Regions from separate parts of the Homo sapiens genome. Here region 1 is linked to region 2. A link is an interaction called in ENCODE POLR2A ChIA-PET data of the cell type or tissue named here. Cell type or tissue: HepG2. All regions are shown on one strand. Links, peaks and the distances in the headings refer to the core of each region. The heading gives the core; the rest is flanking DNA.

The links. Peaks named below come from ENCODE experiments on the same cell type or tissue, not always from the same donor. Only the 100,000 strongest peaks of a DNase experiment are listed, where the experiment ranks them.
Region 1: POLR2A ChIA-PET joins it to region 2 with 11 read pairs; 6 of 35 experiments call an interaction of 5 or more read pairs at or near these places.

The regions. Positions count from the first base shown.
Region 1 is chr16:70,241,369-70,258,177 of GRCh38, reverse strand. EXOSC6 (exosome component 6) reads left to right here and starts at 6,238. Exons shown (of 1, transcript NM_058219.3): 1 at 6,238-11,400. The coding sequence starts at 6,278. The coding sequence ends at 7,096. It overlaps AARS1 (alanyl-tRNA synthetase 1), which reads left to right. Exons shown (of 21, transcript NM_001605.3): 15 at 1-145; 16 at 2,342-2,450; 17 at 3,444-3,557; 18 at 4,140-4,259; 19 at 4,378-4,464; 20 at 4,797-4,910; 21 at 5,272-5,880. The coding sequence ends at 5,457. It also overlaps the pseudogene SMG1P7. RefSeq lists enhancers at 4,697-5,197, 5,832-6,021, 6,062-6,111 and silencers at 6,492-6,581, 6,712-7,031. In HepG2, for the core only: CTCF peaks have their summits at 5,392 (motif pointing right), 6,171 and 6,933; DNase peaks (open chromatin) are centred at 6,197 and 6,967; H3K4me3 peaks cover 2,246 bases.
Region 2 is chr16:70,152,959-70,166,635 of GRCh38, reverse strand. It overlaps PDPR (pyruvate dehydrogenase phosphatase regulatory subunit), which reads right to left. Exons shown (of 19, transcript NM_017990.5): 18 at 13,063-13,245; 19 at 4,099-10,161. The coding sequence ends at 9,757. LOC400541 (a long non-coding RNA gene) reads left to right here. Exons shown (of 3, transcript NR_126007.1): 2 at 7,747-7,831; 3 at 10,132-10,296. Among named protein-coding and RNA genes, the nearest start is that of CLEC18C, 14 kb to the left of the region's middle. In HepG2, for the core only: a CTCF peak has its summit at 7,855 (motif pointing left); a DNase peak (open chromatin) is centred at 8,845; H3K4me3 peaks cover 602 bases.

The DNA.
Region 1 (16,809 bases), core at 4,233-12,232, 93 kb before region 2:
CCATCCAGGGCCTACGGGCTGTGTTTGATGAGACCTATCCTGACCCTGTGCGAGTCGTCTCCATTGGGGTCCCGGTGTCCGAGTTGCTGGATGACCCCTCTGGGCCTGCTGGCTCCCTGACTTCTGTTGAGTTCTGTGGGGGAACGTGAGTACTGCAGAGGGGCAGAGTAGACAGGTCATCTACCTTCATCCTCTGAGGATGTAGGTCTTAGGCTGGACCAACTCTTGTCTGTCTAAGGTTGAAGTGAAGTCCTCAGAAATGCCGTTGCTAAATAGCGTTCCCAAGAATCTCAGCATCCTAGCATGCTCATTAGATCCCTGTATCTGAAGGTAACATTTCCTGACGAAACATTCCCAGGAGGAAAAGGGGGAAAACATTGTATTCACATTACCACACAGTTGCTTGCTGTTGTTTGCTGGGCTGAAACTAGCAAGAAGGCTTGTGTGAATTTGGGATTCAGCAAGGCCTGGAGTGCTTGTTGAGCTCTTGATGTGGGCCTAGCCCTTCCCATTCCTGGTATCTCACCTAATTTCCTTTGACAGCTTGGGCGGCATCTGGGGAATGTAGCTCCATTGTCTCAGAGCCCCCGAGCAGGCCACGTGGTTGACTCAGCTCAGTTTGGCTTGGGATAGCCACTTCTGCCAATTTGGATTCCTCTGTATCTCTCTGGGCCTTTTTGGGAAGGTCATGGTGGCCTGGAAAGTTTCTGCTTCCAAATGAAGCCTTGTGAAAAGAATTGTGGTTTTTTTTGTTTGTTTTTTTGAAGTGGAGTCTTGCTCTGTCCCGCAGGGTGGAGTGTAGTGGCACAGTCTCGGCTCATTGCAACCTCTACCTCCTGGCTTCGATTCTCATGCCTCAGCCTCCCAAGTAGCTGGGACTATAGGCATGTGCCCCCATGCCCAGCCATGAAGAGAACATTCTTTTTTTTTTTTTGAGACGGAGTTTCATTGCCCAGGCTGGAGTGCAATGGCGCAATCTTGGCTAACTGCAACCTCCACCTCCAGGGTTCAAGCGAGTCTCCTGCCTCAGCCTCCTGAGTAGCTGGGACTACAGGCACACACCACCACGCCCAGCTAATTTTTTGTATTTTTAGTAGAGATGGGGTTTCACCCTGTTAGCCAGGATGGTCTCCATCTTCTGACCTCGTGAGCCACCCACCTCAGCCTCCCAAAGTGCTGGGATTACAGGTGTGAGCCACCGTGCCTGGCCTAATTTTGTATTTTTAGTAGAGAGGGGGTTTCTCCACGTTGGTCAGGCTGGTCTTGAACTCCTGATCTCAGGTGACCCACCCGCCTCAGCCTCCCAAAGTGCTGAGATTACAGGTGTGAGCCACCACGCCCGGCTGAAAAGAACATTCTTAATGTCATGGTTGAGACCCTCCAGGGTCTCCTGCAGGCCTCTGGCAGGCAGGGAGCAAGTAGGATGTGCAGAGAGTAGGATAGGGGCCTGGGGGATTGAGTTCAAGGCTTTTCTGCCCAGCTGAATTGGGCCTTCAAACGAGTCCCACTTTGCCTGATTACCTGTTTGCTCATACCCTTTAGACTACAGGAAACAGCTTTCAAAAACTTTATACCAAGGGTTGGGTATGTTGCCTCATGCCTTTAATCCCAGCACTTAGGGAGGCTGAGGCAGGCAGATCACTTGAGGTCAGGAGTTCAAGACCAGCCTGTGCAACATGGTGAAAACCTGTCTGTACTAAAAATACAAAAATTAGGAGTGGTGGCGGGCACCTGTATCCAAGCTACTTGGGTGGCTGAGGCAAGAGAATCATTTGAAACTGGGAGGCAGAGGTTGTGGTGAGCCAAGATCACACCATTGCACTCCAGCCTGAACAACAGAACAGGACTCTGTCTCAAAACAAACAAACAAAAAAAACTATACTATCTTCAAAGAATGAGGATGAATTAATGAACATTTGAGGTTCTCTGAACTGAGAAATAAAGCCTGTTTAAGGGGTTGTGGTAAGATTTTAAAAGTAATCCTCCAAAATTGTCACCTAGTGAGCAGAATACAAAAATGGAGCTTAAGTTCCACTACAAGACCAAAACTGTCACGTAGAGCCTAAGGGTAAGACTGTATTGGATATTAGGGACCACAAAGCACTTTCATGTTTACCTCATTTGATTTTCACAGCAACTGTGTGGGGAGAATCATCCCCATTTGAGAACTGAGAACACTCAGGCTCAGCGAGCTGGTGTCCCGCTTGGTGTCAGAATACTCTCAAGCCCAGGCTTTCCCTGACTGTCAACCCATTCCTGCTTCTCTTGTCCGCTAGTGTGACCCCCCAGCCAAGGGCTGCCAGGGCCTCTTTCACTATGGACTTTGTGTTCTGCCATTCAGGCACCTGCGGAACTCGAGTCATGCAGGAGCTTTTGTGATCGTGACGGAAGAAGCCATTGCCAAGGGTATCCGGAGGATTGTGGCTGTCACAGGTGCCGAGGCCCAGAAGGTGAGCAGGTCAGGCTGGTTTGTGGCTTATCTGAAGAAGGCAAGAGGAGCCCAGTCTGCGAATCCATAGAGCAAACACTGCTCTGCGTGGCTGCTGCAGTCAGAGTGAAAGTACAGGCTGGGCCACTCCCCCTGCCCCAGTGTCCTACCCCTGAGTGGCAGAAGAAACCTGCCACCACACAAGATCTCCTAGCTTTCCTATGTTTAGTCTTTTAAAATATATGTGAATCAGGCCGGACGCAGTGGCTCACGCCTGTAATCCCAGCACTTTGGGAGGCCGAGGCGGGTGGATCACTAGGTCAAGAGTTCGAGACCAGCCTGACCAACATACTGAAACCCTGTCTCTACTAAAAATACAAAAATTAGCTGGGTGTAGTGGCGCGCGTCTGTAATCCCAGCTACTTGGGAGGCTGGGGCAGGAGAATCACTTGAACCTGGGAGGCAGAGGTTGCAGTGAGCCGAGATCGCACCACTGCGTTCCAGCTTGGGTGACGGGGCGAGACTCCGTCTCCAAAAAAAAAAAAAAAAAAAAAATGTGAATCTGGCCATCTACCCCCTCCTGTCTCCATGTGGAGGAGGGTAAGACATAGATTCGCTGTGGCATCGGGGCCCCCAGCGCTGATCCATGTACTCCTAGGGGCGTGCTTAGTCTGAGGCCGTGCAGTAGAGGATGGGTGCTCTTTCATGGGAACTGGTGTGTCTGACTTGTGCTAAAGCCCCAGGGGTGGCCACTTCCTGGGGGAAGGGGCTCCTGATTCTCGAGCTTGATCACCCCTGAGTCTGAGTTGGGTGCAGCCTTTGCCAATGGGCCTGTGAGCACTGTGCTCCTTGCTGGGGCCTGGGGCTGCCAGCACCTACTCCCCACAGACACTTTTGGGGTGTTGGGGTATGTTGCTGCAAGGCCTACCGCCGGGGCTTCCGCAGCTGCTCAGACACAGGATAGTGAGTCTGACTCAGACCTCCTGCTTGGGGTTGACCCGGTGTCCCCTCCCAGGCCCTCAGGAAAGCAGAGAGCTTGAAGAAATGTCTCTCTGTCATGGAAGCCAAAGTGAAGGCTCAGACTGCTCCAAACAAGGATGTGCAGAGGGAGATCGCTGACCTTGGAGAGGTAGGGGCGGCTTCCCTCCCTCCGTCCTCAGGGCCTGGTGCATGAAACATGCCCCGTCTTCAGGAAATCATCTGTAGTCAGTCAGGCCCTGGTTCTTGGTGGAATGGGCCTTTGGGCTGACTTCTGTTGTCCTGTAGCCTTGTAGCAGGGACCCCATGGATCCTGTCCTTGGACCCTGGACATTCCCTGCTGCTCCCAGTGCTGCTAGCAGGAGAGCTCTTCCCAAGCATGTATGGGCACTGGGGTGGAGGGATTTGGGGAATGGGCTAAGGCTGGCCCCTGCTTCCAAGCCTGCCTGGTATTTATTTGCATTTCAAGCTGCCAGGAAGCTTATCACAGGCTGTTCCCAGCCTGGTAAGGACCGGGCCTGATTTGGGAGCCCAGCTTTCTGCTGCTCCTTTCTCTCTAGCCCTGCTTGTTTCACCTGCCACAGCTGCTCCTAAAGGGACTGGTCTCAAAGCTTTCCTTGCTTTCCTTTCCAGGACACTAGTCAGGGAGGACTTGGGTTCGGGTGGGGTGGGCTGGACCCTGACATCCCAGCAAGTTGTGGCCCAGATTGAGATGGTCGTCTATTGGTTCCAGGCCCTGGCCACTGCAGTCATCCCCCAGTGGCAGAAGGATGAATTGCGGGAGACTCTCAAATCCCTAAAGAAGGTCATGGATGACTTGGACCGAGCCAGCAAAGCCGATGTCCAGAAACGAGTGAGTCCTGGCAGCACCAGTGGCCAGAGTGTTTCCTAGGCAAAGGCTGGCAGAACAGCCAGGGGTTCGGGGCCTGGGCTTTTGGTCTGAGCTGCTGTTCTGGACTTTTTTCTTGCAGGTGTTAGAGAAGACGAAGCAGTTCATCGACAGCAACCCCAACCAGCCTCTTGTCATCCTGGAGATGGAGAGCGGCGCCTCAGCCAAGGCAACCCAGGGGCCAGGGTCCCCTCCCCTAGGGCTCATCAGCTCTCTGGTGGCTGACATGTGGCCTCTGTGGCTCTGAGCGAAGTGGTTGCCTAAGGGCCCACGGTCTGGGATTGAGATTGGGAGGAGCAGCAGCTCCCTGCATGTGGGAGGCATACCTGGGCCAGGGTAGGGGCAGGGCCCGGCGCTGGGGTCCTCCCCACAGGCCCTGGGCACAGCCCCTGCTCTGGGAAGGGGTAGGGGTGGGTGGCAGGCCTTCTGAGGGCTGCAAATGCTCACACTAGTGAGGGTCCCTGCTCCAGCACCGTGGCCTGAGCCAGGTCCTCCCCACAGGCCCTGAATGAAGCCTTGAAGCTCTTCAAGATGCACTCCCCTCAGACTTCTGCCATGCTCTTCACGGTGGACAATGAGGCTGGCAAGATCACGTGCCTGTGTCAAGTTCCCCAGGTCAGCACCACCTCGCACCAGTGGGAAGTGTTAGGTCTTAAGGTTGTTGGCTGAGGCCTGTGTGTGTACAGCCTGCATTCGAAACAGCCTTTCTGCCCACCGGTTGGTTACCTTTGCCAGTACCCCTTACCCAGGCCTTCTTATTGGTGAAGACATCTGGTTGATACCTGGCTTTGCCACTCTGTCCTGTCCTGGCAGTGGCCATGGCCGCCCCCTGTACCAGCCGTAAAGTCTGTCTCGGCCTCCAGCAGTATCACCCAGGGCAAGGAGTGGGTGATGGCTCCTCCATCCTTTCTTTCCCTGCATTCCTCCCTCAATCCCATCTTCTGTGCTGACTCCCCCTTCCCTTCCTGTCTTCTAGAATGCAGCCAATCGGGGCTTAAAAGCCAGCGAGTGGGTGCAGCAGGTGTCAGGCTTGATGGACGGTAAAGGTGGTGGCAAGGATGTGTCTGCACAGGCCACAGGCAAGAACGTTGGCTGCCTGCAGGAGGCGCTGCAGCTGGCCACTTCCTTCGCCCAGCTGCGCCTCGGGGATGTAAAGAACTGAGTGGGGAAGGAGGAGGCTCCCACTGGATCCATCCGTCCAGCCAAGAGCTCTTCATCTGCTACAAGAACATTTGAATCTTGGGACCTTTAAAGAGCCCCTCCTAACCCAGCAGTAACTGGAACACACTTGGGAGCAGTCCTATGTCTCAGTGCCCCTTAAATTTCTGCCCTGAGCCCTCCACGTCAGTGCCATCGGTCTAGAACCACTAACCCCGCATTGCTGTTGATCGTCACGCTCGCATCTATAGATAACGGCTCTCCAGACCTGAGCTTTCCGCGTCAGCAAGTAGGAATCGTTTTTGCTGCAGAGAATAAAAGGACCACGTGCAATACTTAATGCCGCATGATCTCTATCCCTCTTCCCAATAGGGGCTGGCTCTTTTGACAGCCTTTGGCGTCTGTAGAATAAATGCTGTGGCTCCTGCTGGCTGCTGTGGTGTTCACCTAGTCCAGCCCCAGAACCCAAAATTTTGGGAACAGCCCCTAGGGCTGCCTCAAACGTCTGTGGAGGTGGAGGCCAAATAGGTGGGGTGACTTGGAGCAAGGCGTTCATAATTCAGTAGATGAGGGGTGGAGGTAGTTGGAAGCAGAGAAGCCTTTCTTGGAGCTGCTCTCCCCCCTCCCTTCCAGCAAGATGGATGGATCCGGCTACCCTGCACAACTGGGACCGGGCCGTTCTCCCTCCGGGCCTCCAGGGGCGCTGTAGTGCCTCCCGCCGCTCTCTCGACAGCCCATGCGCAGCCGCGCGTCTTTAAACAACGGAAGAACCAGTGGATGCGGCAGGGCGTTGGGCGGAAGGGGTTCGCACGCCAAGAACCGCCATGCCTGGGGATCACCGCCGCATCCGCGGCCCTGAAGAATCGCAGCCGCCGCAGCTGTACGCGGCCGACGAGGAGGAGGCGCCCGGCACCCGCGACCCAACGCGGCTACGGCCCGTGTACGCGCGCGCCGGGCTGCTGAGCCAGGCCAAGGGCTCGGCCTACCTGGAGGCGGGAGGCACCAAGGTGCTGTGTGCCGTGTCGGGCCCGCGACAGGCCGAGGGCGGCGAGCGCGGCGGCGGCCCGGCCGGAGCAGGCGGCGAGGCCCCGGCCGCGCTGCGCGGTCGCCTGCTCTGCGACTTCCGCCGCGCACCCTTCGCGGGCCGCCGGCGCCGCGCTCCCCCGGGCGGCTGCGAGGAGCGTGAGCTGGCGCTGGCGCTGCAGGAGGCGCTGGAGCCGGCTGTGCGCCTGGGCCGCTACCCGCGCGCGCAGCTCGAGGTGTCGGCGCTGCTGCTGGAGGACGGTGGCTCGGCCCTGGCCGCCGCGCTCACCGCCGCCGCGCTCGCCCTGGCCGACGCGGGCGTGGAGATGTACGACCTGGTGGTGGGCTGCGGCCTCAGCCTCGCGCCGGGGCCCGCGCCCACCTGGCTCCTGGACCCCACGCGGCTCGAGGAAGAGCGCGCCGCCGCCGGCCTCACCGTGGCGCTCATGCCTGTGCTGAATCAGGTGGCCGGGCTGCTGGGCAGCGGCGAGGGCGGCCTGACAGAGAGCTGGGCGGAGGCCGTACGCCTGGGCCTCGAGGGCTGCCAGCGCCTCTACCCCGTGCTGCAGCAGAGCCTGGTGCGGGCCGCCCGCCGCAGGGGCGCCGCCGCCCAGCCCTGAACCAGAAGCCTGAGCAACTACGGACGCAAGCCGAGGACCGTGCTGCCGCCGTCCACGAAAAGACCCGCGCCATCGGCCTCCAGTTTGCGTCGAGAATTCCTGGAAGGGCCCTGATATGACTGTGGTTGGACTGACCTGACTGCCAGATGGTGGGACTTGGTCTGGAGCAGGGACTACTTGGAATGATAAAGGCAAAACTCAACAGCCCCTGGAGCTGCGCTTGTGGTGGAGCTGGACCCTGAAATTACCTGGACCTTTTTTTTAGAGACAGGGTTTCTTTCTGCAGTCTCAAACTCCTAGCCTTGATTGATCCTCCTGCCTTGGCCTCCCAAAGTGCTGGGACTACAGGTGCATGCAACCACACCTGGCTAATTTTCTTTTCTTCTTTCTTTCTTTTTTTTTTTTTTTTTTTTTTGATGGAGTCTTGTTCTGTTGCCCAGGCTGGAGTGCAATGGTGCAATCTTGGCTCACTGCAACCTCTGCCTCCTGGGTTCAATCCATTCTCCTGCCTCAGCCTCCCAAGTAGCTGGGATTACAGGCACATGCCTCCATACCGGGCTAATTTTTGTATTTTTAGTAGAGATGGGGTTTCGCCATGTGGGCCAGGCTGTTCTCGAATGCCTGACCTCAGGTGATCCACCCGCCTTGGCCTCCCAAAGTGCTGGAATTACAGGTGTGAGCCACTGTGCCCAGCTGAGTAAATTTCTTGATTGCACAGAATGTACGGTGATATTGGCGGACTTAAGGACATCGAATTGTTTATCAGGAATAAAGTATTATGTGTGTTTTCTGCGGCCCTGGATAATGCTGTAGCATTCAGGGTCGATTGAGTAAAAAAAATGTAGAGATGGTTTCCTGTTTGTTTTTGCTTCTAGTTTTCATTCATTTGCTATTTATTCTCTTCTGGCTTTGCTTGTGTATGCATATATATAAAACCATTATTATTATTATTATTATTTTTAGTTTCTAGTGGAAGGCTTTTATTTGGTTCTGTGAATAGTCATTTTGTTTCCTAAGAACTTCCAGCAAGTTGTATTCATTCCATTCATCTAGAATTCCTAGGCTGCCTTTGTCGGGCCTGCAGGTATTAATGGAGAATAGCAGCTTTTTATTTTTTTATATTTATTTTTTGAGACAGAGTCTCACTCTGTTGCCCAGGCTGGAGTGCAATGGCGCGATCTCAGCTCACTGCAACCTCCGCCTCAGAGGTTCAAGTGATTCTCCTGCCTCAGCCTCTGGAATAGCTGGGACTACAGGCACCTGCCACCACACCCAGCTAACTTTTTGTATTTTTAGAGAAGATGGGGTTTCATCATGTTGGCCAAGCTGGTCTCAAACTCCTGATCTCAGTGATCCATCTGCCTCAGCCTCCCAAAGTTATAAGATTTTTTTCCTCTGGTTTTTAGTAAATGTTTTTTTTGAGATTGCTTAGCACCAGAATGATTTGCAAATTTGAAAATAGGAACTCCACTAGGAATGCCGGATAGAAGAGTGCTTCACATTTGTAGAGGGAGACAAGAACTAAATATCACGACGTCTTTCTGAGCCTTTTGGTTTGCTAACGTGCCCCAAATTCTTATTCCAAACGGTATAAGATAATTATGTGTAAATGAATACCAGCTCTACTTAGTTTTATTTCATATTTGTGTATCTGAATATATTAAAATATCTTTTTTTTTTTTTTGATGCGGAGTCTTGCTCTGTTGTCCAGCCTGGAGTGCAGTGGCATGATCTCGGCTCACTGCAACCTCTGCCTCCCAGGTTCAAGCGATTCTCCTGCCTCAGCCTCCTAAGTAGCTGGTATTACAGGAGTGTGCCATTAGCCTGGCTAATTTTTGTATTTTTAGTAGAGATGGATTTTCATTGTGTTGGCCATGCTGGTCTTGAACTCCTGACCTCAAGTGATCCTCCTGCCTTGGCCTCCCAAAGTACTGTGATTACTATCATGAGCCACCACACCTGGCCTAAAAGATCATTGATTTAGTTTTGAGTAAGATTTTAAGTGATTAAATTATGGTATTGTTGTGTCTGGAATATCTGATATTAGGGTTTTTTTTTTTTTTTTTTACAGTTTTTGATATGCTTTATTTTGGGTATGTAGTTTACAAAATATAAAGGAAATATAAGGAGTGTTCTCTTTTTTTTTTAAATAAAAAGTGTATTTTTAACTGGGCATGGTGGCTCACTCCTGTAACCCCAGCACTGTGGGAGGCTGAGGCTGGTGAATCGCCTGAGTCCAGGAGTTTGAGACCAGCCTGGGCAACAAGGTGAAACCCTGTTTCTATCAAAAAAAAAAAAAAAAAAAAAAAAGGAAAAAAAATAAGTCAGGCATGGTGGTATGCACCTGTAGTCCCAGCTACTTGAAGGCTGAGGCAGGAGGATCGCTTGTGCCTGGGAGGTTGAAGCTACAGTGAGCTATGGTCAAGCTACTGCACTCCATTATAGGCAACCCTATCTCAAAAAAGCAAAGCAAAACAAAACATTTTTCCCCTTGATTATAGAGGTTTGAGAAAAATTTGAGGGAAGATTCAGAAAATTACCTGTAACTGAACAGAATGCCACCAGCTTGGGCTTATTCTGCATGCATAATTATGAACATTTTCCCAGCTCTTGTGAAAATTCTCACATTCATAGAAAGATAGATGCACCAGTAAAATAAATACCTGTAAATACGATAATAATTTCATAATAATATGCTTCACCTAGATTTACCAGTTACTAATATTTTGCCAGTTTTATTTTCTCACACACTTTTGTTGAGCATCTGAAAACCATACACATGATGACAGTTCAACCCATAATGTTTTAGTTTGCATCTCCCAAGAATAAGGTTTTTCTTCTGTATAACAAGAATATTGTAATCATACCTAAGAAAATGAATTTTATTACATATGTGTTCTATATTCAAATTTCTGTAATTACCCCTAAGATGTCTTTTAAATGATTTTTAGCATTGATAGTCTGTGCCTGTGTAGATTATAACATTGGCTATTGCAAAATAATGGTTTTCTTTTTCTCTTTTTTTTTGAGACGAAATCTTGCTCTATTGTCCAAGCTGGAGGGCAGTGGCACAATCTCGGCTCACTGCAACCTCCGCCTCCCAGGTTCAAGCAGTTCTCATGCTTCACCCTCCTGAGTAGCTGGGATTACAGGCAGGTGCCACTGTGCTCTGCTAATTTTTATATTTTTAGTAGAGACGGAGTTTCATCGAGCTGGCCAGACTGGTCTTGAACTCCTGACCTCAAGTGATCCACCTGCCTCGTCCTCCCAAAGTGCTGGGGTTACAGGTGTGAGCCACTGCACCCAGCCTAAAATGATGGTTTTCTGATTCTAGCATTTCTTTTATAAGATTGCTATGTAAAGCACAGCTTTTCTTTTTTTAGGGAAAAATGTCTTTTAACAGCTGCAAAATAAATATTCTTTCAATGGAATGACAATTATTATTTTTGCCATATATTTATTTTAAAAATTTATGTATAATGGTAACCTGAGCCTGCATGTTATTCATGTGTGGTGCCATACTGATCTTTAATTTTAATGTGAAGCAAGTACTAATATAGTAAAGCATAAATTATATAAAATTTGCTTTATATTTTGGATTGCAAATTAATTGCTGTACTTTATAGAAAAGTTTCCCAAATCCGTTTTACTTTTTTGTATTTGAAATTTAATCACAGGTGGAATCTTAAAGAGAGCATTTAGGGATATTGTAAACAGATGTTATTAAGGACTAATGTTAACAAACATTGAAGAAGAGAAAACAGTATTTGTTTTTAGCTTAACATCTTAGTGGAGTGAAATATTTTCAGTATATTTATTTTATTTATTTATTAATTATTTTTTTTTTTGAGATGGAGTCTGGCTGTATTGTCCAGGCTGGAGTGCAGCGGTGCAATCTCAGCTCACTGCAACCTCTGCCTCCTGGGTTCAAGCGATTCTTGTGTCTCAGCCTCCCGAGTAGTTGGGATTTACAAGTCAATTTTTTTTTTAACTAAAACTACAGAATCTATTTTTCTTGGTCTCATACTCAGTTTTTTATGTAGTCACTTAGTAAATAACCTAATTTGCTTGTTTTCTCCACACTAATTTTAGGGTGAATTCCTCATTTCGCTTTTCAGATCATGGGGTGAGGGGGATGGTTGTGTGTGTGAGGAACTGAGGAATCAGATGGAAAACAATGCCTCTGCTCCTTTGAGTATAATCAGTGATATTTGAGGTTCCAGGGTTAAATGCTGCATTTTTATTTCTGACGTTCGTACCTTAAAATATTTGAAGAAAATAAACTATTTCATTGTTGTCAGAAATGTAGTTCTTTTATTTTCCTGCCCCTCTCCCCTTTCTAAGTTTCTAGAATGTTGAGTAGGTAGAACATAGATGCTCCTTTTAGGATCTTTTGCTGTGGAATGGTCCACAGGTGAATGGCAGTAATATCTTAAAATGATTGGCCCCCTCTCTCTTTGTTTCCATCAAGGATACAGTTGATATATTAGTTGGATGGCATATAGATCATACTCAGAAACCTTCGCTCACGCAGCAGGTATCTGGTAAGTCTTGCAGCCTATACCAGTTATTTAAATACTGTCGGGGAGGAGCAGTGGTCCCCCAGTGACCATCTATCAATAACATTTCTTTAATAATGCAAGAAAACTAATTCAGAGAAATGTTATATTGTAAATGAACATTACTTGTTAGCTAAATATATATTTTCAGAAGAAATTACTAGTAGGTGGGTAGAATAAGTACAGACAGGACTTACCCAAGTTATTTGTAGTTTGTACTGGTAGGAAAAAGTATATGGTAAGAATATATTGCAGTGGCAATACCCTGAAGTGGACAATGGAAGATCCAAGTTATTTGTAACATTTTATTGTTTTTCTGGTTATTTTTTTAAAAAAGGAAATAGGGTTAATTTGGAGAATTGTCATAAATGAGAAATGGTTTTGTTTCCCATTTTTTTGGAGTTAAGTGAATGACTAGCATGGCTCATTTGCACATTTCAGCTTGTTTCAAGTGTCATAGTTTCTCGTAACTTACTTGGTGTAATAAACTTTTGAAAATAGGATATTCAGGTGATAGTGGTCTGTTTCATTTTCACTGAGGAGATAAGTATACACCTTTAATGGTTAGATGTGGCCCTGGGATTAGCCAGGCCAATGGTAGATTGTGGCATTTTAGTGTTAAGTCATGTGTAGTGACAATATAGATAGGAAATTTACTGAAAAAGTAAGGAAATAACATTTACATGTTAATTTTTGCAGAAATTAAAGAGGTATTAATTAAAGAGGTATTGGTTAATCGTGATCAGCATGTTTAGCAGTCTTAATTTTATGATATAGGACATGTTTTAGGGTATGCTGCTTGAAAACCGGATACTTTTTAAAACAAGCCTCTTATATTTTTTTAATTTGGATTTTTTGGTGTTTTTTCTCCCCCCACCCTTTCACAATTTCTTATACGATTCCAAGGGTGGTTGCAGAGTTTGGAGCCATTTTGGGTAGCTGATCTTGCATTTTCTACGACTCTTCTTGGTCATTTTCTAGAAGACATGGAAGCATATGCTGAGGTGAGTATATAGAAAGCTGTTTCTTAAAATTTTGGTTAAGAAAAAATCTTAAATTGTGCTAGATTTATTTTAAAATGGCTCAGACCTCCTGACATTTAAGCAGAAATTACAAGCCCATTGCAATATTTTGAAAAAAAAATTTTTTTTTGAGACGGAGTCTCACTCTGTCACTCAGGCTGGAGTGCAATGGCACGATCTCAGCTCACTGCAACCTCCACCTCCTGGGTTCAAATGATTCTCCTGCCTCAGCCTCCTGAGTAGCTGGAATTACAGGTGCCCGCCACTATGCCCAGCTAATTTTTGTATTTTTAGTAGAGACGGGGTTTCACCATGTTGGCCAGGCTGGTCTCAAACTCCTGACCACTGGTGATCCACCCGCGTCGGCCTCCCAAATGCTGGGATTATAGGCATGAGCCCCCGTGCTCAGTCAGTATTTTAAACATTTATTTCAGATGTATTTAAGTTACCAGGAGAATTACTGGAGAGACTAAAAGAAACGTTGCAAGCTTCGTATTTCGCAAAGCTTTACATACTCTTGGTAGCTGGTATTTTTCTAAAGACATTTTTTGTTATTTATTTTTATTTTTTGTTCCCAGTCTTCAGAGTCTTAAAGCAAATTGATGTTGTGTTATAAAAAAACACAAAACACCAAAAGCTCCTAAAGATTTTCCTCTTACATATGTACGGGAGATCTGAATCGTACTTTGGAGGACAGGCCTTGGCTTCAGCCAGCTTTTGTGGCTGTACGAATATAGCATAGGAGCTTTAAGAGCACTGCTGAAGCCTCTGTTACTGGTACTTGGCTTTTCTGGCCCCACTGTCATGGCTTAACTCTGTGCTATCTCTTATCTGAATCTCTTTGTGTTTCTCCCCTATTCAGATCAACCAATCAAGGCTCCCATAAAGATTTTGGCCTCATCTTGTTTTTATCATCTTTGCTGCTTGTAGTCAACAGGAATTCAGTACCTTTAGCTGTACTGATGTGTTTACTCTTTCCTAGAAAAGCAAGGAAATGTTTTGCTTCTGTGTTGTTTTTTCTTTGCCCCCACACCTAGAATGTCTTTTTTCACAGCCCACGTTTAAAGCTGATCTACCTCTCATAAGCCACACATTCTAGTTTGTAGAGATGCTTCCCCTTGTTATCCTTAAGATCTCATTCTCTTCTGTTATTTTGGTGCTTAATTTTAGGTAAATGTATAGATTGGTTCTAGTATCCTAGTTTTTGCGAATCTTGTCCTTTTCATATATCGTACTTCTTCAGTTACACATCTGTAGACCAGGTCTTGTAATCTCCCTTTGCTCTTCATGTGCATGCTCTTGGTTTGGAGGACTTACTGTTGAGCTGAGTGGCTCAAAGAATACCTAGAATGAGATTTTTAGCCAAAAACTAATTCAGGAGTGGCAAAAGCTTCCGTCTTCATTTATACCTACATATAACTAGAGCATATGTGCTAGAATTTATTTTTCCCCAACAGCTTTCTGAGTTGATTTAAGAGATTATTTCCTTAATTTGTTGTCTATTGGGTTTAATGTTGGCTTTTTGAAATAATTAGGTAAAACCCATTTTTATATTCAGAGTCATGAATATTCTCATGGGCCACAGTTCTCTTTCTAAAAGCCTAAAAATCTATTCTAAAATGAATTGATTGAAATATTTTAGAGTTTTTTTTTTTTTAAACAATGTACTACTTATTAAGAATGCTGTGAATTCACATCTAGGACCTCAGCCATGTGGCCTCTGGGGAATCAGTGGATGAAGACGTCCCTCCTCCATCAGTGTCATTACCAAAGCTGACTGCGCTTCTCCGGGTATTTAGTACTGTGGTGAGGAGCATTGGGGAACGCTTCAGCCCAATTCGGGTCCTCCGATTACTGAGGCATACGTAACAGATGTAAGTGCTTTTGGGCATTTGAAGTGTCATTCAAAAATAAAATTGTTTTACATTGTAAATGCTTCTCTTTACCAGGTGAACTGTTATTAATCCTTCATTTGTTTAGCATGTATGTATGTATGTGTATATGTATATATTGTCTGACTGCTTTCTTAAATAACCAGAAAAGCAGGGAATCCTTTTATATCTCATCCTCCTTTCATCCAACTTCCCTACCCTCCCATGACAAAAGGCCACTCTGAATTTTTAAATCTTATTCTTTCATTTTTAAATAATATTTCTTATAATTTTACTTTTAAATTATTGGGTTTCCTTTTAGTTTTTCAACATATTACGAATAGCACACTATAGGAGAAGCCTCAGAAAGTAATCTTCTCTGAGCATAAGATGGAACTCATATGAAAACTTGTATATCTTTATATTCTTTGATAGCCTGATATCAAAGAACATAAACAAATTAAAAATGAGGTAGATAGATTGCCACACTTCAGCAGCCTCAAACATTAGCTGCACTGTATATAGCACATCCAATGAGGGTTCAGTGGAAAAGACACAAGAAATGAACCCCAGGCATTGTACTCGGCTGTGAATAAGGAGAAAGAAGCATGTGTGATACAGTCATAAAAAATTTAATCTAACTGATGAAAATTTTACCGTTAGGATAAAACTTGCTTTTAGGAGCATATACTTTTGCTGAACATGTTGCTAAATAAAATAGGATATTGATTATATAGTAAGTTGTGTACTTGAGCAGAAATGTCAGAACTTAAAGATAAATGAAACCAGCATATCGGTATTTTAAACCAATATGGTTTCAAAATGGTTTAATATCTTTGCTTCATTTTTAATGTCTAAAAGGTGGTTGTTTGAAGACTGTACAGAGTTGAAATAAAAAGCTGTTAATTCAGACATAAAATAAAAGGGACATAATTTATAGGATAGGTGTATATTGATTTATGAGGATCTTTTAGGCCTTTGAGAATGGTAGAATGGTGGGGTTTTTATTTTTTTATTTTATTTTTATTTATTTTTGGAGCTGGAGCCTCACTCTCTCACCCAGGCTGGAGTGTAGTAGTGCAATCATAGCTCACTGTAGTCTTGAACTCTTGGGCCCAGGTGAACTTCCCACCTCACTCAGCCCTACAAGCGGGTGTCACCATACCCAGCTCTTTTTTTTTTCTTTTTAAAGTGGGGTGGTGCCATCACGACTCAGTGCAGCCTCTATCTCTTGGGCTCAAGTGATCCTCCCACCATAGCTCCTGCTAATTTTTTATTTTTGTAGAGATGGCGTCTCAGTGTTTCCCAGGCTGGTCTTGAACTTTTGGCCTCAAGCAGTCTTCCCACCTCAGCCTCCCAAAGTGTTGGGATTATAGACATGAGCCACTGGTCTCTGTTGCCCAGGCTGGAGTGCAGTGGCACGATCTTGGCTCACTGCAGCCTTGACTTCCCAGGCTTAAGTGATCCTCCCACCTCAGCCTCTCAAGTAGTTGGTGGGACTACTGGTGTGAGCCACCACGCCCAACCAATTTAAAAACAAATTTGGTAGAGATGAGGTGTTGTTATGTTGACATGGCTGGTCTTAAACTCCTGGACTCAAGAGAACCTTCCAGCTAATCCTCTCAAAGTGCTAGGATGATAGATGTGAGTCACTATGCCCAACCTCCAAGGATACTTTTAATGAAAATTATGGGTAGACTAAATAAAATCCTGTATGTATTGGTTGTTAAATATTATAGAAGTATTTTTTAACATTTGCTCTGTTTTCTCCCCTATTTTATTAGAAATTTAGTACACAATTATTGGCCATTATAGTTAAGTGGGGGATTTTGTTTGTGTGTGTATTGGAAATCATATGATTTTTGAAGATACTATGTGGTAAGCATGAGAGTGCTTATCTTTCAAAAGAGACCATCAGTAGATAGAAAGTTTAATAAGCTTAAAGTGACTTGTATGTTCAGTTTTGAAAGATTGATTCCCAAAAGCCCAAGAGCTAGCTTGTAGTATGTGTGGGCAGGCTATTCCCATGCTGTCAATACCATTACTGTCGTGGTGTATTTCATGATAAAGATTCTGAGCTTCAGCCATTTAGTGACATTGGGAGAAACGAAGTTGGGTATATGGGAAATAGAGGATGGCAGATTCCATTTCCTGTCATAGTAGCACTTTAGGATTTTTTAGCCAAGATCATGTTTACATATTGTAGTAAAGGTATCATTATTCAGCTACTGAGAACTAGAATATTAAGAGACTGCTGGCAA
Region 2 (13,677 bases), core at 5,368-13,367:
ACCAAGGCGCCAGTGGTTACTTTTAGAAATAAACAAGTCACAATGAACACAGTTAAAAGATGTCAGCACTAGTGGCACTTGGGGACTCCAGCCCAGCTCCTGTCACAAGCAACTGGCCACCAGGTCCGGACCCACATCCTTTGCTCTTGGCCTACTGAGGTCATTCAGTTTTGCTCATCTCCCACAACCTGGAAACCCAAGGGGGCAGGCTGTGCAGCTCATCCTGGAAGAATAATAGAAGAGCAGCTGTCGTGCATGGAAAGATCGTGCAATGGGTCAAGTATTTAATTAATTATTTTTTGAGACAGGGCCTTGATCTGTCACCCAGGCTGGAGTGCAGTGGCGCGATCAGGGCTCATTGCAGTCTTGAACTTCTGGGCTGAAGCGATCCTTTCACCTCAGCCTCCCGGGTAACTGGAACTATAGGCACGTACCACTCTACCTGGCTAATTTTTTTATTTTTGGTAGAGACGGGGTCTCCCTAAGTTGCCCAGGCTTGTCTTGAACTCCTGGGCTCAAGCGATCCTCCTGCCTCAGCCTCCCAAAGTGCTGGGATTACAGGCGTGAGCCACTGCGCCCGACCTGTTAATTTATTTTTTGAGACAGGGCCTTGATCTGTCACCCAGGCTGGAGTGCGGTGGCATGATCACGGCTCATTGCAGTCTTGAACTTCTGGGCTGAAGCGATCCTTTCACCTCTGCCTCCCGGGTAGCTAGTACTACAGGCACACACCACTATACCTGGCTAATTTTTTTATTTTTGGTAGAGACGGGGTCTCCCTAAGTTGCCCAGGCTGGTCTTGAACTCCTGGGCTCAAGAGATCCTCCCACCTTGGCCTCCCAGTGTTGGGATTACAGGCGTGAACCACCATGCCAGTCTGGGTCGAGTATTTTATATTCATTAGTTGAGTTTCATAACAACCCTATAAAGTAGGCATCACTGTCCATTTTAAAACAAGTAAACAGAGGCCTAGGAAAAGTAACCACCCAAGGTCCTATACACCAAGGAAGAGGCAATGCTGGCATTCAGACCCAGGCCAGTAAACCCAAAGCCCCATGCCCTTGACCCACCACAACAATCTGGGATTCTGAGCTGCTTGAGTCAGGTGACACCCCAGATCTAAGCATCTGAAGGTCCCTAACTGTGGAGCCTTTCATGAGAACAAGCCACTGGAGGGTAAGCACACGTCGCTCTTCTCAGGGGAGGGTGTACTAAAGGAGCCTCATCTCACTCCCCCTGTGCCATGAAGGCCACACCAGGTGAGCACCCTTGGGAGGGAGACGCATAGCCTGACTGGGGTGCTAATGGGTCCCGGCACTGGGTTCTCCACATGAACAGTTGTGTGAATCCAGGAGGCTCAGATCACGTGCCACAGCGCCACCTACTGGCCTGCGAACAACAACATCGTCCTGTTGTAAAGTCGGCAAACAATCATTTAAAAATTTTCAGGCCGGGCGCGGTGGCTCACGCCTGTAATCCCAGCACTTTGGGAGGCTGAGGTGGGCAGATCATAAGGTCAGGAGATCGAGACCATGCTGGTCAACATGGTGAAACCCGGTATCTACTAAAAATACAAAAAATTAGCTGGGCGTGGTGGCGTGTGCCTGTAATCCCAGCTACTCGGGAGGCTGAGGTGGGAGAATCCCTTGAACCAGGGAGTCAGAGGTTGCAGTGAGCCGAGATCACGCCACTACACTCCAGCCTGGCGACAAAGCAAGACTCTATCTCAACAAGAAAAAAAAATCAAACATTTAAAATCCTTAAATCTTTTTTTCTTTTTGAGACAGAGTTTCGCTCTTGTTGCCCAGGCTGGAGTGCAATGGCGTGATCTCGGCTCACTGCAACCTCCACCTCCTGAGTTCAAGCGATTGTCCTGCCTCAGCCTCCCGCGAAGCTGGGATTATAGGCATGCGCTACCACGCCTAATTTTGTATTTTTAGTAGAGACAAGGTTTCTCCATGTTGGTCAGGCTGGTCTCGAATTCCCAACCTCAGGTGATCCGCCCGCCTCGGCATTCCAAAGTGCTGGGATTACAGGTGTGAGCCACCGCACCTGGCCTAAAATCCTTAAATCTTAAAAGACATTTTAAAGATTTTGCCCTCCACTTTTTGCCCATTCATTTAATCATCTGTTAAACACCAAACACCATGTGAGGTGTTGGAGTTTGGGAGAATTCGAGTCTTTCTCCGAGGGACTTACAGAAGGAGCAGGGCAGATAACCAAATAAAGACACATCAGAAACGGGTGTGTGAGGACCCCAAAGGGGCCATTCTCTTGGGGAAGGAAAGGCTCCACTGTGGGATGATGGTGGTCTTGGGCAGAGCTTTTGAAAGACAGGAGGGGCCAGGCACTGTGGCTCACACCTGTAATCCCAGCACTTTGGGAGGCTGAGGTGGGTTGATCACCTGAGGTCAGGAGTTCGAGACCAGCCTGACCAATGACCACCATAGTGAAACCTCGTCTCTACTAAAAATACAAAATTAGCCAGGCATGGTGGCGCATGCCTGTTATCCCAGCTACTCAGGAGGCTGAGGCAGAATTGCTTGAACCTGGGAGGCGGAGGTTGTGGTGAGCCGAGATCTCGCCACTGCACTCCAGCAGCCTAAGCAAGAAGAACAAAACTCCGTCTCAATCAATCAATCAAATGAAAGACAGGAGGTCTCTGTCAGGACAACTTGGGGGAGTGGGGGTCCATGTGATCCTCAATTTGCGACTTTCCACAAGCACAGGGGAGGGCTGCCAGGAGGCATTTTAGTGAGCAAATATGGGAGTGGGAGACCTCTCAGTGTGACTGGAAAGCAGGATTCGAGGTGAGATCCAGCTGTGGATGGCGAGCACGCACTCGGCTGCAGGACCCACATCACACGCAGCGCAGGCCGGAGCCCTGGGGCAGCGTGGCCTGCCACACCCTGGAGACCCTGGCTGGCCAGGCTAAGGACTGAGAGCTTTGTCTCACGACAAAGGGGAGTCCCTTGAGGGTTTCAAGGCAGTGAGTAAATTGACCTCCCCTGTTTTACAAAGACAACCCTGCAGAGGGAGGGGGGATGACATGAGAAGCAGGAAAATCAGTAAGAGATTGTTCTCGAAGTCAGGGCTGACAACCCTCTCTGCCACAGCAGCAGTGGTGGGGACAGTGAGGTCCGAACAGAGGAGAGGCACTGAGGAGACAGCCCTGTGAGGCTGGGTAATGAGCGGGAGGTGTAGGGAGAGGCGAGTGGGGAGACCAGGTGAGTCCCAGGTTTCTGGCGTGGTTGACTATTCCTGGAACTGGAATAGAAGGGGCTGATTTAGAAGACAAGATGAAGAGATTGTTGTAAACATGTTAACCTATGAGATTCTCAAAAGTACAAATACTTAAAAAAAAAAAAACTACTCAAAAATTACTTTGGGCCAGGCACAGTGGCTCACGCCTGTAATCCCAGCACTTTGGGAGGCCAAGGTGGGTGGATCACTTGAGGTTGGGGGTTTGAGACCAGCCTGGCCAACCTGGCGAAACCCCGTCTCTACGAAAATACAAAAATTAGCTGGGCATGGTGGCGCGTGCCTGTAATCCCAGCTACTCTGGAGGCTAAGGCAGGAAATCACTTGAACCTGGGAGTGGAGGTTGCAGTAAGCCAAGATCACACCACTGTACTCCAGCCTGGGCAAAAGAGCAAGACTCTGCCTCAAAAAAAAAAATTAGTGAACAGGTCAAGTCCAGGGACCAACTTGTGGATGGAAGCTGGTGTAGAAAAAGAGCACTGGTTGTTTCTCTCAGGGTTGTTTCCACAGGGTGAGAACACGACCCCCCTTGCTTTCCACACAAACCTGAGTGCACACGTGCCCGTGTGGAACATCAGGTGGCAGGTTCCTCCTGAGGTCAGCTGTAGGCAGAAGGCCGGTCGGAATTTCAGGAGGCGGGAAGCTTTTACCCCCAGCCACTCCAGCGCTGCAGGGAGGGTAAGATAAACACCTACATCTTCTCTACCCCCGTCCCCAAATCCTCCCTCACACTGGTACACACAGGGAGGTACACACTCTCCTCTGCACGCTGTTTATGCTTTGTGGTGGCAAACACATTTAAGTCACTACAGATGAAGAACATTTCACAAGCAGCCGTGCAAGAGTAGTTAAAATGTGTTTATTCATTTACAAACCCAGTAACATGAGAAGAAACTCAGTGGAAACCTTGCTTGGTGGAGACAGTGCACAGTGTTAGTGCCACATTCACAGGGGCAGAAATGCTCGGTCACCCTGTGCACCCAAAGTCACCCAGGATCTCTAGAAAAGATCCCACTTACTGAAGTGCCTCGGATGTCTTCAGGGCCAGATTGTAACTACACAGGAACAGGGAAGGGCTAAGCTGAACTGCAAATTGACAAACACAAACGATGAGTCACAGGACTCTACAGTAGTTACAATGGCATTTTTATATGTCCCAAGTGTTGACTGGAGAGTAAAGTGTTAACTGAGCTGCTAGAACACCCTTCACTGAAAGAGCTTTCTACCCCACGCCCATTGTTCCGAAGAAGGAGAGGCTATGTGGGGCGGATGGGAACCCACACACCGAGATGAACTTTTCTCTTTCTTCCAATCTGCACCCACCATCTGACATTCTGGAGTGTAAGGCACTAGAACCTGGCTTAGAGAATAGTGGGGCTCTAAGCTCCAGTTCTTGGTGTGCAAAGGAAATTCTGACATACATCTTTTGAAAGAGATGCTAAAAAACCCTCCCTATCTCCTGTAATTTCTGTCTTTGACAGACAGGAAAATAAGAAGGCAGAAGATGGTCTGCAAAGGATAAAAACAGGTGCATCTAAGAATGAGAAAAATGGCTCATGAAGAAATGTGTAACTCTCCAAGAGATGCAGACACTCTGCTCAGAGAAGTCAAGAACCATAAACAACTCTTCATGTTTCATGGACAAAGGGAAGGCAAAGGCATACAAAAATACTCAGTTGTCTTGAAAAGTGTACTGGTAGTGATCAGGGCTACAAAGGCGAGCCCTGTACTGACAATGGAGGAGCCTTACAACTCAGCACCTTAAATTGTTGGCCTGAAGTGGTGGCGGGGAGGGAGGCGCTGACGGAGAGACCCATGGCTCACCACTTATTGCGTGTACACAAGGCCTGGGGCAAGCCTCACAAGTCTACCATTTCTTCCACTCAACTGTGCTTCTCCTGAATCCATGTGCCTGAAATGACATATGCAAGGTGAACATTCTTTATACTGTGTTAATACTGCTTATATCAATGTTCGTGAGGGGTGTGTGGGGGATGGGGTGCAGCAGGAAAATTAGAATGGCAGGAGGTTCTTATTTATTATTAAGCACTGTTGACCAAACCTCTATCTTAGATTTTTTTTTTTTTTTTTTTGAGACAAGAGTCTCACTCTGTTACCCAGGCTGGAGTGCAGTGGTGCAATCTCAGCTCACTGCAACCTCTGCCTCCTGGGTTCAAGCAATTCTCCCACCTCACTGGGCCTCCCAAAGTGCTGGGATTACAGGAGTAAGCGACCACGCCCGGCCAACCAAACCTCTATCTTAGATGTTAAAGAAGACCCTTATTGACTACACTGGCCAAGAAGCAACAGAGATATAAAGCTGAATCTTGTAGCTAACCCCTGAAAGCAAGCCAACGCAAATTCCTCCGCCAGGCCAGTCTTCTAGTGCCAATATGGAGACTGTGGGCCACAGAAGATTCCCTTCTATTTCAGGTTCTCAAAAAGTGGTGTAGACTCAGGCAAATGCCAGGAAATGTGTCCATATGCCAGAGGAGACACAGAGCCAGAAATGAAGGCTATGGGTCCTGTCTTCAGTGAAACACTGAACGCTCTCGGAAAGCTCCCATCATTCTTGCATCGCTACTGCCACCAAGACGGTGGCAAGGGAGGAGGCTAACTTTCAAATGCATGCAACGGCAGGTAATATACTGTGGAAGCTGGAGGTTTACTTTTCATGTTTTAGTTACTTTCTTGCAAACAGCAGTCCAGGAAAGCAAGCAAGCAGGTAAAACTCCGGGTGTGCATGAGGAGATGATCCAAGGCCAGTGGGCCTCCCAGTGAGAACCAAACAGGAGTGGCCAGGCTCCACTCCTGGGGCCAGAGTGAAACCGGGGTTTAATCACTGGGCTATGTGGTCTCTGTGTCTCTGGCCTGAATGAGATCTCTTCAATGTCGGGGGACAGGGATCCCTGGAAGAGCGTGAAAAATACAGTGGTCACTGTGCAGTTCTCTCTGCTGGAGCCTGTCCTGCCATCATACAAGGTGCTGTGACAGCAATGCAAGGTGAAAGGAGATCAAATGGCCCAGCTCAGCAGTTAGTGTTTGTCCCTTTTTGCTCTTCAGAGTTCCTGAATGAGAGCTTTTCTGGCTTCAGTACCAATGATCACAGAAGGAACATCTTCCTGATGCAAGCTTAGATGGAAGTCAATGACCCTGGCAGTGCTAAGAACAGAAGTCACACGTGGCCTGACGATGAAGGGGAGGTAATTAAAGACATTTCAAGGGAGGGGAAGGCCCACGGAAAACTGGCAACCCTGGGTCTCCGTTTGAGGCCAATATACTTTGTGTTCCTAGGTTCAGATGGCATACACCGACAAGAGAAGGCAGAGACCATCCTTCGTGGTGAGCACAAAATGCTATGACAGGTAATTGCAGAGAGAAAAAAGCACCCAACTCTGTAAAGCCAAGTCCAGTCACCCATTCACAAGAGTCCAAAATCCTTCAAATCTCTAGGGACAGAAGACAAACGTGCTGCCCAGAATGAGCTGAGACACAAGGCAAACCCTTGGAAATGACACATGGATGAGGAGGCTGTGGTTGTCCCTCCTTATTCCTGCTGGATTTGCAGCCACGGCTCTGGATCTGGGGCATCTACTGGCCTCCCCTGTTCACTCAAGAGGCCACTGCCTCTCAGGAGTCCAGAATGCTCTGATATCTGACACCGGTGGTCAGGAAGTTATGCTGCCCTCTCCTCTTGAACAGCTAAGATGCTTGGACACTAGACAGAGGCAAAGCAGTTATGCCAGAAGCAGGGGAGAGTCATTCACTGTCAGATCTGTCTGTTCAAAGAGCTCACATTAGACCAATCACAGAAAACCACCAGACTCACACAGCTTGTATTTGAATGAACCAGGAGAGACTTCAAGGATCAACTCTAAAGTGCTAGAAGAGAAATCTGTGTTTGGGGCACTGAATAAACAAGTGATGTCCTAGAAGATCAACACCCCATCAGTCTTAGGAGTATGACCCTATTCATGGACAAGGGGTTTCAATGGACAGCCTGAGTGCTCAGCCCCCCATCCTCCTCTCCTAGCAAGACAAGCAGTCTGTTGCTCAGAGGGGGAAACTGATGTCATTTAACAGGAGGTCAGGATTTCTGGTTCTACTTCAACAAACAGTGCATAATTTTGGACACAGCATCAGATTTCCTGACTTCTTACAAAGGACAGCTAATTAAAAACGTGTCAATCTGTAGTAATTAGTTGGAGATTAACAAGGGCAGAAGAGAATCCAAGTCTTAAAACTCTATGTGGGATACATTTCTGATGAAGCTTCTATTTGACTAATATACTGTGATGATGGCACTATTCGATTTTAAACTATGGAGACAGCTTTTATTATTTCGATTTGGATCCTGGTAAGTGGTGATACTGCTATGTAACAGTTAAAGCACAAATGTATTGCCATAGTTAAGGTTGAAGAGTTATGTCTATGTGTAACTAAATTCTTCTGGATTCAATTACAAATACGTTTTCCTTTACAAAGATGGCTTTGGAGGGGTGCAAATGCTACGTGTTTGGAAGAGCAGAGGAGGCCTGCAGCTCTCAGTCACCTGTCTCCATCTTCGGAGGTAAGTCTGCTCCCTGCTGGTAATGCCTGCATCTGCCCAAGGGCCTGTTCCTCCTCTCCCAAGGCCTTCACAGCTGGTGTTCACTGGTTGGCCCTCCAGCCGGCAACACCTCTCCTCCTCTCTGCCTAGAGGCAGCATCTCTCGGCTAGTTAAGTACATACTTGCTCCAAGACAACTAGACCCCCAAACAGAATTCTAATCATATGCTCCTCTAACAAGCCAACCAGAACCTTCCAAAAAGGTTTAGGCACTAAAGTCAGTAATCACTAGGAGTGGTCTAGTTGGGGAAGTGGCAAGAAATGTCTAGAAGGAGCCAGCGTAAGTGGGTAAACAGAGATCCCAAAGAAACACCAGAGAAGGCAGACACCTGAGCATTTTAAGCTGCTCTAATGAAATGGAAGGATGTCCCTTAATACACTTATAGACCTATCAGAGCTAATGCTTCCAAGATACCAACACGCCAAAGGCTAGAGTTTTACTAACCAAAATGTCTTATAGCAGTTTATTTGCACTTAAAAAAAGTCAGATTAGGGCAGTTGATATGCAAGGGGAAAATGAAGCATTGAGGCTGGACAACAGTCCATGATATCTAAGTTTCACCTTGGGAAAACAGAGACACTGCCTGAAAGCGCAGGGCACTTCTGGGCACCCACATTGTCTCCTGCTCCAGAGGATATGGAAGGGTGGGTGGAGGGAAACAAAGAGCCTGGGGGGAAAGGAGGAAAAGCGGTCTCTAGCCTTATGCAACGTACACCCTTTGGACTCAGAACTCTCAGTGGACTAACGTGGGTCACCTCTGTGTAGCTCTGCTCTGTGCTGGAGAGTCAAACCTGGAATTCCGGCAGCTCTCTGGAACTCAGCACAGCCCGCAAGGTTGAAAGGCCCAGGACAACACACCTGATCCCTTCCCCTCCCTATTCTAAAGGGAGAGAAACATGACTTTATGGGCCAACTGTGAAAGGGACAAGTGAGGCTGACCTGACAAAGTCAAACGCACTGGGAGAAGGGGAAGGAGGAACGGCTGAACTTTGGACAGCTGAGAGAAAAGCAGCATTGTTTCCATAGCAGAACACTCAGCATCACTGGTGGGGACTTTCTAAGGTCAGACCCTTTTGACTGGGAAAAGCAACACACAAGGCAATATGGTTTTTCCCTTTCAAACACTGTGGCTTACTTGTTTACTCAACTAAGAAAGAAAAAGCAACCTTATTATAGAGATTAGCAAGAGATGAAGAAAATTATAGGGAGGCTGCCCTGGCCCAAAGGTCTGCTAATGGCTTCTGCAGGGAGGATGAGGATGGTGCTAGGTTAACTGCTTGTCTCCACTACAGACCAGAGAACGTCCATGCGATGCCTCTTATCAGTGAGGTAGATAATCATCCTCTTGCCAGAGGTATCGAGTGCCAGCCCACAGCACAGCAGAACAGGAGAACGAGCTGCCGGGCTGCAGGCACGAGCTGCCCCTCAGGGCTGCATCCGACACACGGCAACCCCACCAGAACTAATAGGCTGCTCCAAGAAAATGGAACCCAAGGGAGAGGGACTCGTGCCCTGAGACCTGCACCACCCCGGCTTGCCCTGCCTTGAGATGCAGAATTTGAAAGCAGCTGTCACCATCACTCATGTCCACAGTGGAGCTTGCTTCTGTCCTGTCAGACATACCTCCTGCCACCACGAGAAGCTGAGTGAGGGGTGGGAAGGGAAGAAGAGCCCAGAGTGAATATTAGGAGGAGGAGGTGGAAGGGCAAGGAAGGCTGCAGAGCAAAAAAGTTTAAAGTAGGTCAAGTTCAAAATTATATCAAGGAGATAAGAGATGGGAGGCAAAGGCTCCAGAAGAGGAACAGAGGCGGAAGGAAGAGAAGCTCCAAGGTGACGCCCACTCTAGGACAAGATGATGGGGAGGAGGTGAGGCTGCCCTGGTGGCATCACTTCCCATGTAAGTCACTCAGCTCCATGTCATCCTTTCGGCGCTTCTGGGTGAAGAGGGAGGCGACAGGGTAGAGCTTGGCCTTGGCCTGGAAGCGGTATCCCGCGATGTCAATCTCATACTCTCCCCGGTTGATGAAATCTGCTGTCACCACTTGCTCTTCCCCCGTGTCCTCAGAAAAATTGTGCACAAAGCCCAGGCAAACGTGGCGCTCCAGGCTGTAGCTGTAGGCACTGCTGGTGGTCTTGCCAACATACTGCCCATTCCGGTAAATGGGCTCTCCCCACCAAGGCCAAAGGTCTAGGTCTGAATCATGGTCGTCCAGGATGAACATGGTGAGGCGTTTATACACTCCATTCTGCTTCTGCTGCAGGAGGGCGTCGCGACCAATGAAATCCATGCCCTAAGAAAGAAAGGAAACGCCGAGTCATCCAGCGACACTCAGACCCTCGGCACAGAGAGCAGCACCGTGGGAAGGGTCCCCTGGTGTCACTGCAATGGGGCACAGCCGCCTCCTCCCACAACCCTGCCAGCTTTTGGGAAACTGTGCGATTTCTACCATGTGAAAAACTGCATGTGAAATATAAAAGACGCCGCGGTAATTTTTGTAACAACAGAGGTACGCATTTTGTTTCCTATTTTATAAACATAAAGTCACAAGACCAGATAGAACAAAAACGTTTAGGAAGAAAACTCACTCACTTAATAAAATACCTTATCAGTCCAGTACTTTAGAAAAATGTTTTTATATTGGCCAGTCGTGGTGGCTCACGCCTTGAACAGAGATGAGGCAAACCTCATCTCTACTAAAAATACAAAAATAAGCTGGGTGTGGTGGAGTGTGCCTATAGTTCTAGCTACTTGGGAGGCTGAGACAGGAAAATCACTTGAACCTGGGAGGCAGAGGCTGCAGTGAGCCAAGATTCTGGTGGAGTGTGCCTATAATTCTAGGGAGACTGAGACAGGAAAATCGTTTGAACCTGGGTGGCAGAGGCTGCAGTGAGCCAAGATTGCACCACTGCAGTCCAGCCTCGGTTGACACAGCAAAACTCTGTCTCAAAAAAAAAAAAAAAAAGACTTTTTTATATAATCCCAACAAGACCATGCACATCTATATTCAATGCATACACACATATATACACATATGTACAACAAATAAGACTAGAATAAACTATTAACGGTGATTATGGCCAGGCACGGTGGCTCACGCCTGTAATCCCAGCACTTTGGGAGGCTAAGGCGGGGGGATCTCCTGAGGTCAGGAGTTCGAGACCAGCCTGACCAACCTGGAGAAACCCCATCTCTACTAAAAAAAGAAAAAATACAAAAATGCCTTCTCATGCTCAAGTGATTCTCCCACTTCAGCCTCCCAAGTAGCTGGGCCCACAGATGCGCCACCACACCCACCTAATTTTTTGTATTTTGGTAAAGACAAAAAATACAAAATTAGCTGGATGGCTTACAGCTACTCGGGAGACTGAGGCAGGAGAATCGCTTGAAGCCAGGAGGCAGAGATTGCAGTGAGCTGAGATCGCGCCACTGCACTCCAGCCTGGACAACAAGAACGAAACTCCGTCTCAAGAAAGAAAAAAAAAATAGTTACTACCATTAAATAGACAAAATATGGGTGATTTTAATTTCCTTCTTTATATTTTCCAAAATGGGTTATTACCTTTTTTTTTTTTGGAGATGGAGCCTTGCTCTGTCACCCAGGTGGGAGTACAATGGTATGATCTCGGCTCACTGCAACCTCTGCCTCCCAGGTTCAGGCAATTCTCCTGCCTCAGCCTACCGAGTAGCTGGGATTACAGGTGCCTGCCACCATGCCCAGCTAATTTTTATATTTTTAGCAGATACGGGGTTTCACCATGTTGGCCGGGCTGGTCTCGAACTTGTGAACTCAGGTGATCCGCCCAAAACAAAAAAACCAAAAAAATTAGGCCGGGTGTGCTGTCTCACGCCTGTAATCCCAGCACTCTGGGAGGCCGAGGAGGGCGGATCACCTGAGCTCAGGAGTTCGAGACCACCCTGGCCAATGTGGTGAAACTCTGTCTTTACCAAAATACAAAAAAATTAGCTGGGCATGGTTGTGCATCTGTGGTCCCAGCCACTTGGGAGGCTGAAGTGGGAGGATCACTTGAGCATGAGAGGGCATTGCAGTGAGCCAACATCGCGCCACTGCACTCCAACCTGGGTGACAGAATGAGACCCCACCTCAAAATCAAAAACAAAAGAAAAAAACCACAAAAATTAGGCAGCTGACTATAGGACGACTAGTTTGTACAAATATTCGTGGCATGTTAATGCATCACCATAATTAACTCAGAATAGCTTCCCAGAAAGCACTCAGTCTTTTAGACAGCAGAACACTAGAAATAAGTGGGTTTTTTTGTTTGTTTTTCAATTGTAATTCAGAGACAAGGTCTTGCTGTATTGCCCAGGCTGAGCTCAAGTGATCCTCCTGCCTTGGCCTCCCAAAGTGCTAGGATTACAGTTGTGAGCCACCGCACCTGACCAAGTGTCATCTATTTACTATGTTTTCTTTTTTCTGAGACGGAGTCTTGCCCTGTCACACAGGCTGGAGTGCAGTGGTGCGATTTTGGCTCACTGCAACCTCTGCCTGTTAGGTTCAAGTGATTCTCCTGCCTCAGCCTCCCGAGTAGCTGGAACTACAGGTGCTGGCCACCACGCCCAGCTACTTTTTGTAAATTTTTTTTTTTTTGAGACGGAGTCTCGCTCTGTCGCCCAGGCTGGAGTGCAGTGGCGTGATCTCGGCTCACTGCAACCTCTGCCTCCTGGGTTCACGCCATTCTCCTGACTATAGGCGCCCGCAACCACACCCGGCTAATTTTTTGTATTTTTAGTAGAGACGGGGTTTCACTGTGTTAGCTAGGATGATCTCGATCTCCTGAACTTGTGATCCGCCCGCCTTGGCCTCCCAAAGTGTTGGGATTACAGGTGTGAGCCACCGTGCCCGGCCTACTTTTTGTATTTTTAGTAGAGACGGGTTTTGCCATGTTGGCCAGGCTGGTCTCGAACTCCTGACCTCAGGTGATCCACCCGCCTCAGCCTCCCAAAGTGCTGGGATTCAGGCGTGAGCCACCATTATTATGTTTTCATTTGAAGATATTTTATCCTATAAAGTTTTCATTCTCAGGGCACTCTTGTCCTCATTTACCTGATGCTAACATCAAGGCCTCAATCTTTTCCCCCTTTTCCTGTCACATCAGTTCTTCTTCCTAGTCTAGTGCAGATTCACTACTCGGGATGCTGAGTGAAAGTGGAGTCTGGGTAAACACAGTACCTTCTCTAATTTCACCCGAGACTCTCGTCCACATTCCAGGGGCGTGGTGAGGTTATTTATATCCTGACCCCAGAAGGCAAAAAACTTCTCAATTCGGAGACTGCGAAGAGCGTAATACCCAGCATTCCGGATTCCGTATTTCTGGCCAACACTCATCACTTCATTGTATACATGCAGGGCGTACTATAGGAAGAGACAGAAAGTTCATAAGCAGCAGACCTTCAGAATTAAGCATGGAGCATGTCTGGAAGCGCTGATGGCTCACACTATTAACATGGACAAGAGAGGAGGCGTATAAAACTCCCAGGATGTCTCATCCTTGACACGCTCAGGGCACAGCCCAGGAGTGATGAGCTGGGGTCACCCCAGCCTGGACTTAAGCTCCATGACAACAGGATCCATGTCTTTTCACCTCTCTAAAATGTCTTGTGTGGTGATTCTAGCTTACAGCAATTCTTAAATAATAATTTATAGAAGCTCTCTCACCATTTGGTAAATGGCCAATCTCATCATCATTTCTAAAACAGCCCACCAACCCTCCATGGTCTTCATCTGATTCTGGCTTTGTTCTTTTGCTCCAATTTCCCAACCACTGTTACTCCCTCACGTACTGGC